2 separate regions of the Homo sapiens genome follow, and region 2 is linked to region 1. Evidence: chromatin loops called from intact Hi-C (ENCODE). Cell type or tissue: uterus. All regions are shown on one strand. Links, peaks and the distances in the headings refer to the core of each region. The heading gives the core; the rest is flanking DNA. Region 1 overlaps SCUBE1 (signal peptide, CUB domain and EGF like domain containing 1). Region 2 overlaps SCUBE1 (signal peptide, CUB domain and EGF like domain containing 1).

Evidence for each region. A loop is a pair of places that touch in the nucleus more often than their neighbours do. Peaks named below come from ENCODE experiments on the same cell type or tissue, not always from the same donor. Only the 100,000 strongest peaks of a DNase experiment are listed, where the experiment ranks them.
Region 2: it touches region 1 in a loop (5-fold over the local background); 1 of 110 quality-filtered maps calls a loop at or near these places.

The regions. Positions count from the first base shown.
Region 1 is chr22:43,261,805-43,267,166 of GRCh38, reverse strand. SCUBE1 (signal peptide, CUB domain and EGF like domain containing 1) reads left to right here. Exons shown (of 22, transcript NM_173050.5): 5 at 4,322-4,447. It overlaps LOC124905129 (a long non-coding RNA gene), which reads right to left. Exons shown (of 2, transcript XR_007068120.1): 2 at 3,444-5,362. Among named protein-coding and RNA genes, the nearest start is that of SCUBE1-AS1, 11 kb to the left of the region's middle. RefSeq lists enhancers at 2,149-2,648, 3,006-3,055, 2,649-3,150, 3,076-3,355, 2,562-3,761. In uterus, for the core only: no CTCF peak of the experiment used is centred there; a DNase peak (open chromatin) is centred at 3,206.
Region 2 is chr22:43,201,777-43,207,138 of GRCh38, reverse strand. It overlaps SCUBE1 (signal peptide, CUB domain and EGF like domain containing 1), which reads left to right. Exons shown (of 22, transcript NM_173050.5): 22 at 2,990-5,362. The coding sequence ends at 3,142. Among named protein-coding and RNA genes, the nearest start is that of SCUBE1-AS2, 8.2 kb to the left of the region's middle. In uterus, for the core only: no CTCF peak of the experiment used is centred there; no DNase peak of the experiment used is centred there.

The DNA of each region.
Region 1 (5,362 bases), core at 255-5,254:
CAGGAAAGAGTGTGACGGAAGCAACTATTCCGATTTCCTACGAGGCAGAATGAAGCAAGGGCAGATAGGAGTGCTGTCGTAGCAGCCTTGCTCTACCAAGACCCTCCCTGTGTCTCCCTCGATATTGTCACCTCGTTTCAGCTTCCCAGCAACTCTCAGGGGCAAAGATTATTACATCCCCATTTCACAGCCGAGAAAACAGACATCCTGTGCTGCAGGGGAGCGGAGGCTTTGTCCTCACACTCAGGGCCTGCCAGTAACAGCCGTGGAAGGTCAAAAGAGGAGCCAGGGTATGTGCTTCGTGGAGGGGCTGCTCCGAGAGCTTCAGGGGACGTAGCATCTGAACTGGCCTTGGATTTCGCTGGGCTCTTACGTCTGGAAACAGTGGCCAGTAACAGGCACCGTGTAGTCGCCCACTCTGCACCAGGTTCCCAAATCGGTTCCCCCCAGGAAACGTCTGCTCCCTATTAGCCATCTGGGTCCCACAGGTGTAGCCGAGTGACCCCAAGGTAGGAGAACTTAGGCTGGGAGCCCAGTGGCCCAGCTTCCAGCCCTGCTGTATGTGCTGGGACATTGATTTCCCATCTCAGGGGCTCATTTTCTGTCTCTATAAGATAGACAGACAAGATGCGCTGCAGGGAGGGGTCCAACCCTGACCTTCTGTGGTTCCGCCAGCCACGGAGCCTATCTGCTTGTGGCCTCCAAAAGCCAGTGTTGCCCGTGAGTGGAGGTGAAAGCAATGCAGCTGACAGAGGAGCTGATGAGTGCTTCGGAAGCCACAGTCAGCCCCCAGGCCAGGCAGTAGCAGCCATCCTTGCAGTGGTTGTAGGGTCATTTTGAAATGTGATAGTGATGCTCCCCCAACCACCCTTCTCGGGGAGGAGGCGCCTCAGAAGCACTCAAGCTGAGCAGACTCCAGCCTGACCACAGCCTCACCATGCAGCGGGTGAGCCTGGCTCGCGCGGGCCTGACTGGGGCATCTCAGGGCACCCTCCTTGTTCTGGAAAATATAGCTTTTAATACAAATATATGACTTGTGCTAACATGTAATATTTTTTTTTTCTTTGAGATGGAGTCTCACTCTGTCGCCCTGGCTGCAGTGCAATGGCGCAATCTCAGCTCACTGCAGCCTCCACCTCCTGAGTTCAAGCAATTCTTCTGCCTCAGCCTCCCAAGTAACTGGGATTACAGGCTTGCACCACTACACCTGGCTAATGTTTGTATTTTTAGTAGAGACGGGGTTTTACCACGTTGGCCAGGCTAGTCTCGAGCTCCTGACCTCAGGTGATTCCCCCCGCCTCGCTCTCCCAAAGTGCTGGGATTACAGGCGTGAGCCACCATGCCCACCCCCATGTAACAAGTTTTTTATCTTGTTTTTAAATAAGTTAATAAGTAAATGTAAATTTCTCTCTGTAGTATCTAGCCAGTCTCGATAGCTGTAACACATAAACACGTCCATCAGAGCGATTTGGGCTCCTTTATAATTGTCAGGAATGTAAAGAGGTCCTGAAGCCAGTCCCACTAACAATCACTGGCCCGTCCCTTGCTCTCCGTTGCAGAGCCAGTGGGGGCTCCCGTGCTGGGGATGCTGGGTGAGAGGCAGCGTGCAGGGGGCCTACCGTGGGGTGTTGAGTGAGGATGGCTAATCACAGGACCTCAGTTCTACCTCAGGGTCTTTAGGTGGGAGACGAAGGGCTCCACCCTCTTCCCCAAGTTGTTGAGAGGTAAAGTAGAGACCTTTGAGACCAGCTGACTACAGATAGGGCCTGGGGCTCACCCTTCCCAGCTCTGCGATTCTGTTGCTTAGTGTCTTATTGACTGTGGGTTACTGCAGTCCATAGTCATGCTAGAGTACGTCCCCAAAGTGTCCTTCACCAAGAAAACAACAACATCTTGGCTCAGTGTTAAAGTCTTTAGAGTCTCAAGAAGAAAGATCACTTGATGGCAAGTCCACGACGAGGGAGAAAACTGAAAGACCTCTAGGGCTTAATATTCCATTACCCAGGGCTCCGGCGTGCATCAGCTCCCCAGTGACAAATGTATGGTTGGTGATGATTAGCAAGGCTTCTTGTAAACTGTGATTCTTTGGCTGGGAATGGAAATTCAATCTCCCTTTCTTCATCATCTATAAGCCTTTGCCAAACAAGGGCCCTTGGGCTCTTCCCAGCTCAGGAAGAAAGCACAGATCTGCTTACAGCATTGATCTCCTGTGCCGGCCATAGGACAGCCCTAGGAAATTCACATGGGTGGTGGCATGGGGAGACACAGGGAGTAGAAGGCAGGAGCCAGGAGGCTTTGGGGAACTGGTGGAGTTTGAGGCAGGCCTAGGATTTAGTTTATGGAAGATAGGAGAGGGTGTCCGGCCCAGGAGGAAGGAGCAGCAAGGGGAGATGGAGCACCCTCGGGGGCTGCCCAGCAGGCATTGTGGGATGGCGAACCGTGGAGTGTGTACAGCTGTGAAGAAGCTGGAACAGCAGGGAGCCATGGAAGCCAAATGAACAGGGATGAAGGGGGCGACCCTGGACTCAGCCCACCGCCGACAACAGCTGTCAGTAACGGTCAGGGAGATGGCTTGCTGGCCACCACCCACTGGCCAAACCCTTACCAGGGCAGGAGGCTCCCAGAGGACCTGATGAGGGACTGAATATGTCTCAGTAGCCTGGGAAGGTTTCTCTACCGAGAGCCGCCTCTGGCCACCCGGTCCAGCCAGGCCCCAGGGAGGAGCCACGCTGTCTCCAGACCTGCAGGAGAGACACCGGCCTCAAGAGCCAGTGCCCCCACAGACAGACCTCGTCTCTTATTGCCTGGCATTTCCTGTCTGTAACTGGATTTAATTTGCACAGCTCCTCTGTGAGACAGAGGTGATCCTGCCCCTTCTAAGATTAGGCTCAGAAAAGGGAAGCAGTTGTCTCCCAGGCCACAGCCAGGAAGGAAGCCAGATTCACACCTACATCTGCCTGACTTTACAACGACCTTTCTAAGAAAGGGACGTGCTATGGCTGGCTTGTCTCAGCTTGTGAGAGCCAACTGTGCACATTTGTTCCCAGCTCTACCCTTGGCGACATCTCCCTGGTACCTTGAAATTAGCCGTGGCTGGCGTATTTATCCCACGTAAATTGGTAAATACTGCAAATCAGCCTCCACCCCTGCCGGCTGTTAAGCGTTGACCGCACGCCACTATCTGTGTGACTCAGGCGCTGATGCTGTTTTGGAATCGAGCCAGCGGAAAGGGTCTTTCCGTGTGAACTTGCAGCTTCTGTGCAGGGCAGCAGCATGAAAGCGCTTTCCGTGCTAACTCGTTGCTTAGTTAGACTCTGCGTCATTCCAACAATTTGATTGATTAGTGAGAAAATCAAGGTGAGGAAATATGAGTCGCAAAATCAGGTGAAACCAGGAGTTACAGTGCCGGGCAAAATGCAGGCTTCCTCATTTCCATTTGTTTGTTTGATTTTTAACTTTAGACGTTTTTGTCTTTATTACAACTAGCAGGGTGTTTGTGTTCTTAAATCTATTCTGTGTTGCTGCATACCCGTATTTAAAGTGGACGGGGTCAGGATTGAGCCAGTCCTCCCTTGGAACAAGAGGCCGGTGTGTCCCGGGGGAAGGAGGTTGCCCTGTGCGTGTTCGCCGTCTGCAGCCTTCACTGCCGCTCCCCGAGCCGGCTTCACTCCTGCCTGAGCTTCCTGTGGGTGGAGGTGGAAGGCAGGTCACAGAGCTGGTGGGTTGGCAGACAGAGGCGCTTCCCTTTCATCTGCCTTGGCCTCTTGATGGACTTGTGACCTACAACCTCTCACTTGACCCCTGACCTCATAAATTCTAGAAACGCCTCACAAATCACCAGGAAGATAAACATCAACTGAGGTCAACGGAAGGGGGTATGAGCCACTCCAGGCAGACAGAGAGGGGAGATCCAGTCTGCTGGGCGGGTGGGGGGTACCCTAGAACCATGGGTGGCTCGGGAGAGGGGAGCAAATCACCCTGACACAAAAGTAGTTCTACAGACCATGCCCCACAATCTGACCTAGAGCAAGAGCTTGGTCTCCGTGGGTCACGAGGTGCCATTTACAGTGCAACTCACAGAGCAAAGCCTGAATCTAGACCCAGGCACCGTGCCCTTGCTTTCTCCCTAAGGGATATCCATGTAGATGGCTGCTGCACACACGCATATGTGTGTGTGCGCAAGTGCGTGTGTGTGCATGATACATGCAATGACAGCCCATTTGATTGTTACATATCATTGGCTATCCCCTTTCAGCCTGAAATTTTCTCTCTCCCTCTCTGCCTGGTCTTCAACCCGTCTCTTGTCTGTCTCTCTTCCCAGAGGGTATGAACTGCATGAACAAAGACCATGGCTGTGCCCACATCTGCCGGGAGACGCCCAAAGGTGGGGTGGCCTGCGACTGCAGGCCCGGCTTTGACCTTGCCCAAAACCAGAAGGACTGCACACGTAGGTAGAGGGAGACAAATGGGTCAAACGTCCCGTGCGTCTCCTGCCATTACTTTCTGGAGGGTCTGTCCAGTCTGCTGGACTTTGGCCAGGGAGGGTCCCCAGCCCCATGGGGTGGAGAGAAGGGCAGGGCCTGTGGAAGGGGCCTGATAGGGCATAAGGGACAAGGGTTGTAAACCCTAGCCTTGGGGTTTTCCGCACCAAGCACGACACCACCAGTGTAGCCCCAGGAGCTGGGCTGGATCTTATGGCAGCCCCTGAGCCTAAGCTGTCCAGCAGGAATGGTGGGGCCGTGGCACAGAGGTCTACAGGACCAGGTTTCTCGATGGGCCTGGGAAGCCCCTGGTAATGAGTAGTACAAAGAAGGAAAAGAGTATGGTTCTGAAGTGGTCCCATTCCGGGCTGTGCTGACCTTTTTTCCGGGACCAAAGATCAGAACTCTGCACACCTATAGTCCCAGCTTCTTGGGAGGCAGAAGCCAGAGGATCACTCTAGCCCGACTTTGAGTCCAGCTTGGACAATACAGCAAGACCCCATCTCTAAAATAAAATGTAAAGATCAGAACTCACAATTTGACCCCTGCAAGGCTAACTGCAGATGGTGATATTCTGGGAGATCTGGGCTGAATGAGGCCTCTGGCCAAAGACACCATTTCAGGATCTGCTTGGTGGTCTGCCTACGGGGCCCACGTGTAGTCCAGCCTCTTAATGGGGTCACCCCATTCCCCAGTAGGAGTAGGAGCCAGGAAACCAAGTAGAACGATGGCTGAACTCAGAAGCTTGGGAGCCAGTGCATCCTCCCCACAGCTACGTGGGGGAGATGGTGGGGTGGGCCTCTCCTCGTGGGAGATGAGGGCACCAGGGATACCCAAAGCGATGTCATATTTGCCCTTTTTACAAAGAGCCAAAGAAGACT
Region 2 (5,362 bases), core at 106-5,105, 60 kb after region 1:
CTCCTCTTCCTGCTTCCAGCCTGGAGAGGCAGGGCCGCCTGGTGTGTCACATGGTGGGTACTGGCCAGAGGCCTGGGGACCCAGGACTCACCCAGCTCAGCCCTGGGCAGCAGCACTGTCAGCCCAGGAGCCCCGGGGTGTGGAGGACAAGGGCAGGGCTGGAACGCTCCCGCTGTCACTTCTTCTGAGAAAAGGATGGTTTGCAGAGTTCGGGAAGATTCACTTGAGTCTCCCCATAGTCTGCCAGTCACGTGCTGCCGCCCTCGGCTCCTGATTTCCTCCTCAAGCTGCTTAGGCAGAAACCAGGGATGCGTCCTGGGCTCTCTCCCCGCAATCTCTGTCCCCCCAGCTCCGCCCTGGGAGCATCGCTCCCAAACTGGAAGCATCCTGACACTGCTCTGGGGACACAAACCTCAGCCGGAGGGCCATCCTCCTCCACAGCAGCTCCCAGCTCCTCACACGCACCAGAGCCTCTCGGCCCCTTCTTTCCCCCACCTCTTTCCCCCCATCCTTCCGCCCTCAGCTGGGACATCCTGTCGTACTCTGGGCGGCCTGCCCGGACCCCCTGACCTGGGCACACCCTTTGCAGCCCCTTAGGTCCCGCGTGCCCCTCCTTCCTGGCGCCCACCAGCACTCACTTTAGGTTTGTTCTGTGAATATTTAGTCCCTGCCCCCACAGCACAGAGGAGGGCAGGAGCATCTGTCTCCAGGGTGTGGGTTCAGGGCACGCGTGTGTGTGTGCGGGGGGTGGGGGAGTGTGCTGTGTGGTGTGTTTGTGGAGGCATGTGTGGTGAGTTTGGAGGTGTTCAGTGTGTGTGGTGACTGTGGTGTGTGTGTAGGGGTGTGTGTTGAGTGGGTGTGTATAGTGTGTATGTAGGGGTATGTAGGGGTGTGTGTGCTGGGTGTGTAGGGGTGTGTGTTGAGTGGGTGTGTGTGGGGTGTAGTGAGTGGGGGTGTGGTGGGTGTGTGGTGTGTTTGGGGGGGTGTGTGGTGAATGGAGGCGGTGTGTGTAGTGGGTGGGGGTGTGGTGGATGTGTGGTGTGTATGGGGGTGTGTATGGTCGATGGAGGTGAGGGTGTGTGGTGTGTGTGGGGGTGAGTGTGTGGTGAGTGGGTGTGTGGTATGTATATAGGGTGTGTGATGAGTGGGGGTGGAGGTGTGAATAGAGGTGGGGTGAGTGTGGTGAGTGGGTGTGTGGTGTGTATATAGGGGTGTGTGTGGTGAGTGGGGGTGGGGGTGTTTGTGGTGAGGGGTGTGTGGTGGGTGTGGTGTGTGTGGGGGTGAGTGGTGAGTGGGTGTGTGGTGTGTGTGGGGGTGAGTGGTGAGTGGGTGTGTGGTGTGTGTGGGGGTGAGTGTGTGGTGAGTGGGTGGTGTGTGTGTGGGTGAGTGGTGAGTGGGCGTGTGGTGTGTGTGGGGGTGAGTGTGTGGTGAGTGGGTGGTGTGTGTGGGGGTGAGTGAGTGGTGAGTGGGTGTGTGGTGTGTGTGGGGGTGAGTGTGTGGTGAGTGGGTGTATGGTATGGGGTGTGGTGGGTGTGTGGTGAGTGGGTGTGTGGTGTGGGGTGTGGTGGGTGTGTACACAGAGATGAGTGTGTGCCAGGACAGGTCCACCCCAGACACAGCAGATGCAGTCACAGTCAACAGGGCGAGGAGCTCTCACGCGCCAGCAGGTGGTGGTCGCCATTTGCTGAACACCTTCCCTGGGCCAGGCTCTGGGGACTCTGTCAGGAACCAGACCTCCGCCAGGCCTCACCTCTGCTCCATAGTTTCTGCCCAGGGTGGCAGCCAGTGCCCCACTAGAGAGACGAGACACTGGGGCTCAGAGAGGGCGGGGACTGCATCTGCCCTCCAGAGACTGCTCCGGAGGACAGCCCCGTTTGCTGCCTAGATCCCTGCAGCAAACCTGTACTGAGCACCGCTGAGGAGAGGTTCTCTGCTCACGCCAGTGCAGATCATTTTCCTCGCAGCCCCGGGAAGAGGCATCGTGACCTCTCTGTGCAGGGAAGAATGAAAGTCAGAGCAGCAAAGCGATGTTCCCGAGGTCCAGGGACCAGCGAGCAGGCCTGAAGTGATGATTTGGGATCTGCCAGCTGCAAAGCCTGTGCTCTTGGCTGGGTGTTCTCTGTTTGCAGATGTTGGTTGTGTTGTGTCATTTTGCAGCGGGACCCTTTGTTAATAAAATCTTTTTTTTTTTTTTTTTGAGACAGTCTCGCTCTGTCATCCAGCATGGAGTGCAGTGGCACACTCTCGGCTCACTGCAACCTCCGCCTCCCGGTTTCAAGCAGTTCTCATGCCTCAGCCTCCCGAGTTGCTGGGATTACAGGCATGCGCCACCACGCCCAGCTAATTTTGTATTTTTAGTAGAGATGGGGTTTCCCCATGTTGATCAGCCTGGTCTCAAACTCTTGACCTCAGGTGATCTGCCCGCCTCAGCCTCCCAAAGTGCTGGGATTACAGGTGTGAGCCACCACACTTGGCCTTTAATAAAATCTTATTGGAATCCCAAGAGTTAATGCCAATGATCTATTTAAAAACCAGTTACGGGCCAGGCGCCGTGGCTCACGCCTGTAATCCCAGCACTTTGGGAGGCCGAGGTGGGTGGATCACCTGAGGTCAGGAGCCTGAGACCAAGCTGGCCAACATGGTGAAAATGCGTCTCTACTGAAAAGACAAAACTTAGCCAGGTGTGGTGGTGCATGCCTATAATCCCAGCTACTCGAGAGGCTGAGGCAGCAGAATCACCTGAACTCAGGAGGCGAGGTGCAGTGACCCAAGATCCCGCCACTGCACTCCAGCCTGGGTGACAGGGCAAGACTGTCTCAAAAAAAATAAACAAATAAAAACCAGTTATACTATTAAAACCAAAAGAAGGTCTGTGGGGTCCTGAAACCCACCAGCCAGCGCATCTCTCTCCCCTCCCCCAGCCTGGCAACACCCCACAGACCCTACAGGCCCCAAGCCTCCCCTGCCTCCCACCCACTCTATCTTACAGGACAAGAAGCTGATCAAGGCCCTCTTCGACGTGCTGGCGCATCCCCAGAACTACTTCAAGTACACAGCCCAGGAATCCAAGGAGATGTTCCCACGGTCCTTCATCAAACTGCTGCGCTCCAAAGTGTCTCGGTTCCTGCGGCCCTACAAATAACCGGGGGGAGCGGCCCTGCCTGGGGGTGGCCTGGTCCGCGGAGGGTGCACCTGCCCTCCACAGTGGGAGCTGCATGGGCCTCCACACCACCTTGGGAACCCCATGGCACTGCCCTTCAGGGAAGCCGACCAGCCCATGGAGACCGAGCCCAGGCACCCTTCGGACCCGCTGCCCCTGTGGGAGCACCCTGCTTCAGGAAGCCTCCCTCCCTCCCTCTGCCTCCCTTCCCCAGGACACCAAGAGCGCCCTCTCCTGAGCCCTGGCAGACCGACTGCAGGTAGCAGGATTGCAGGACCCTCTGCCTGGCCTGGCGTTTCAGGAGAGAGGGGAAGTGGGGCCTGTGCTCTGGGAGGCGTGGTCATCCGAGACAGGAGTCCAGGGGAGAGAGGAGGGGACAAAGGCGCCGTCTGGGGGAGGTCGATGAGCCTGTGCTGGCATCCGCGGGCCCCACGCTTTGCCAACTCCTCCAGCCACAGGCAAGGCCACGGCTCCGGGCTGTTGCGCTCTAAGGGTTCTGTGATTGGATGGAACAGAGCTGCTGGGGAGGAGACTGGAAGTTTCTGCATTCCTTCAACAGAACATTTAATGAAGTACTCTATATATATATATAAATATATATATAAATATATATATATACTTCTATTTGTGGGTACTTTAGGAAAATGCCCTTTGGTCACTGTAAATATGAATTGTGACCCCATCCCTTCCCGCATGAGCCCAGTGAGTCCCAGCAGCTATCAGCCTCCCTGAACGATTAAACAGCTCCTCCCAGCATTTGCATTTGCCCTTCTGTTTCTGTGAGGCCGGCAGCCCTTGGGGCTGGGGAGAGCACAGCTTGCCTTGGACTTGCTTCTGAACACGAATTCTTCGAGAACTAGGCTCAGATGCTCTGCTGGAGTGTTGGCCTCACCCCAGTCCCCTTGCCAGCAACATCACTGCCCTTGGACGAGACTCAGTGGAAGACACTTCCCCTCGGACCCGTTCCCAGGAGGTGCAGGGGCCCAGCAATAAACGGCGAAAGGGGCCTTGGCTCTTGCCCTGTGGCAGTGACCTTGGGGTCCGTACTATGCCCAGGTGTCAGCAGGAAACAAGGCCTTGCTCACAGGAGCACAGGCTGTACCACCACAAGGAGCCTCAGAGCGGCCAGTGAGGAAAGGGGAGAGAGCAGAGCTTGCTGTCAGAGGCCAGGCTCCCAGTGCAGCCTCCTCTTGCTACGCCATGCCACCCCCATTCACAGGGAAACCTCTTTCCTTCCTATAAAGGAAAGAGGTTGAATTGACTCACATTTCCACATGGCTTGGGAGGCCTCAGGAAACTTACAATCATGGCGGAGGGTGAAGGGGAAGCAAGCGCCTTCTTCACAAGGCAGCAGGAGAGAGAAGCAAGCAGGGAAATGTCGGGAGAAAGAGAGTCTGGGCTGTGACCGAGTGCATGTGTCCCACCCAGCCGGAAGGCCAGCGCCTGGGATGGAGCCAGCAGAACCCCATGCCGAGGTCCAGGAGGCCTTGCCTGCTCTTCATCTGCCTGCGAGCTGTAGGACCTGCATGGGAAATGGTCTGTGTGTTTCAGGTTAACAAATACTGAAAATCCCAAGGAACCTGGGAGAATCTGAAAATGAACTCCAGTCTTCAGCTCGAAGTTGCCTCTAGGGTTCCTCCTGGTCACCCCCGGGCCCAGCCTGGCTGGCGAGAAACAAACACGGTTTGAGAGGCTGTGGCACACTGAGGACCACACAGATGGAGGCAGCCAAGTGAGGTCCCTGGAGGTTCAGGGCTTGGTGACGAGGTAGGCCGTGATCACATATTCTACAGTCCAAAAGAGGGCCCGGAGCTCAGCAATTACTCACGCCGTCACATGTGCCCACAGTAGCGGGCTCCGCGGCGTGGCTCCTGCTGCCATCAGCTGCCTTCTCTGCTGAAGTCCAACTCAAGTCGGAGAGAGAGTGGAGCCTCTGCACTTGGGGAGTAGGTCAGTGTCAACTAACAAGCCCTGCCAGGGGCCACTGCCGCTCCTCTGGTCACAGTCCACGCAGGCCAGCCCTGGTTTCTGGAAAGAGGCCTCCCTCCCTCCCTTTGTGGAGCCGTCAGTCATCCCCAAGATGAGAGGCGAGCATCCTGCCGAGTGAGCCTGCAGCAACAGCTCCTGAGGAAGGTGCCGGGAGGGGTGTCGCCTCTTCACGAGTGTTCTCCAGAGAATCAGAACCCAGAGGATACAGACGTA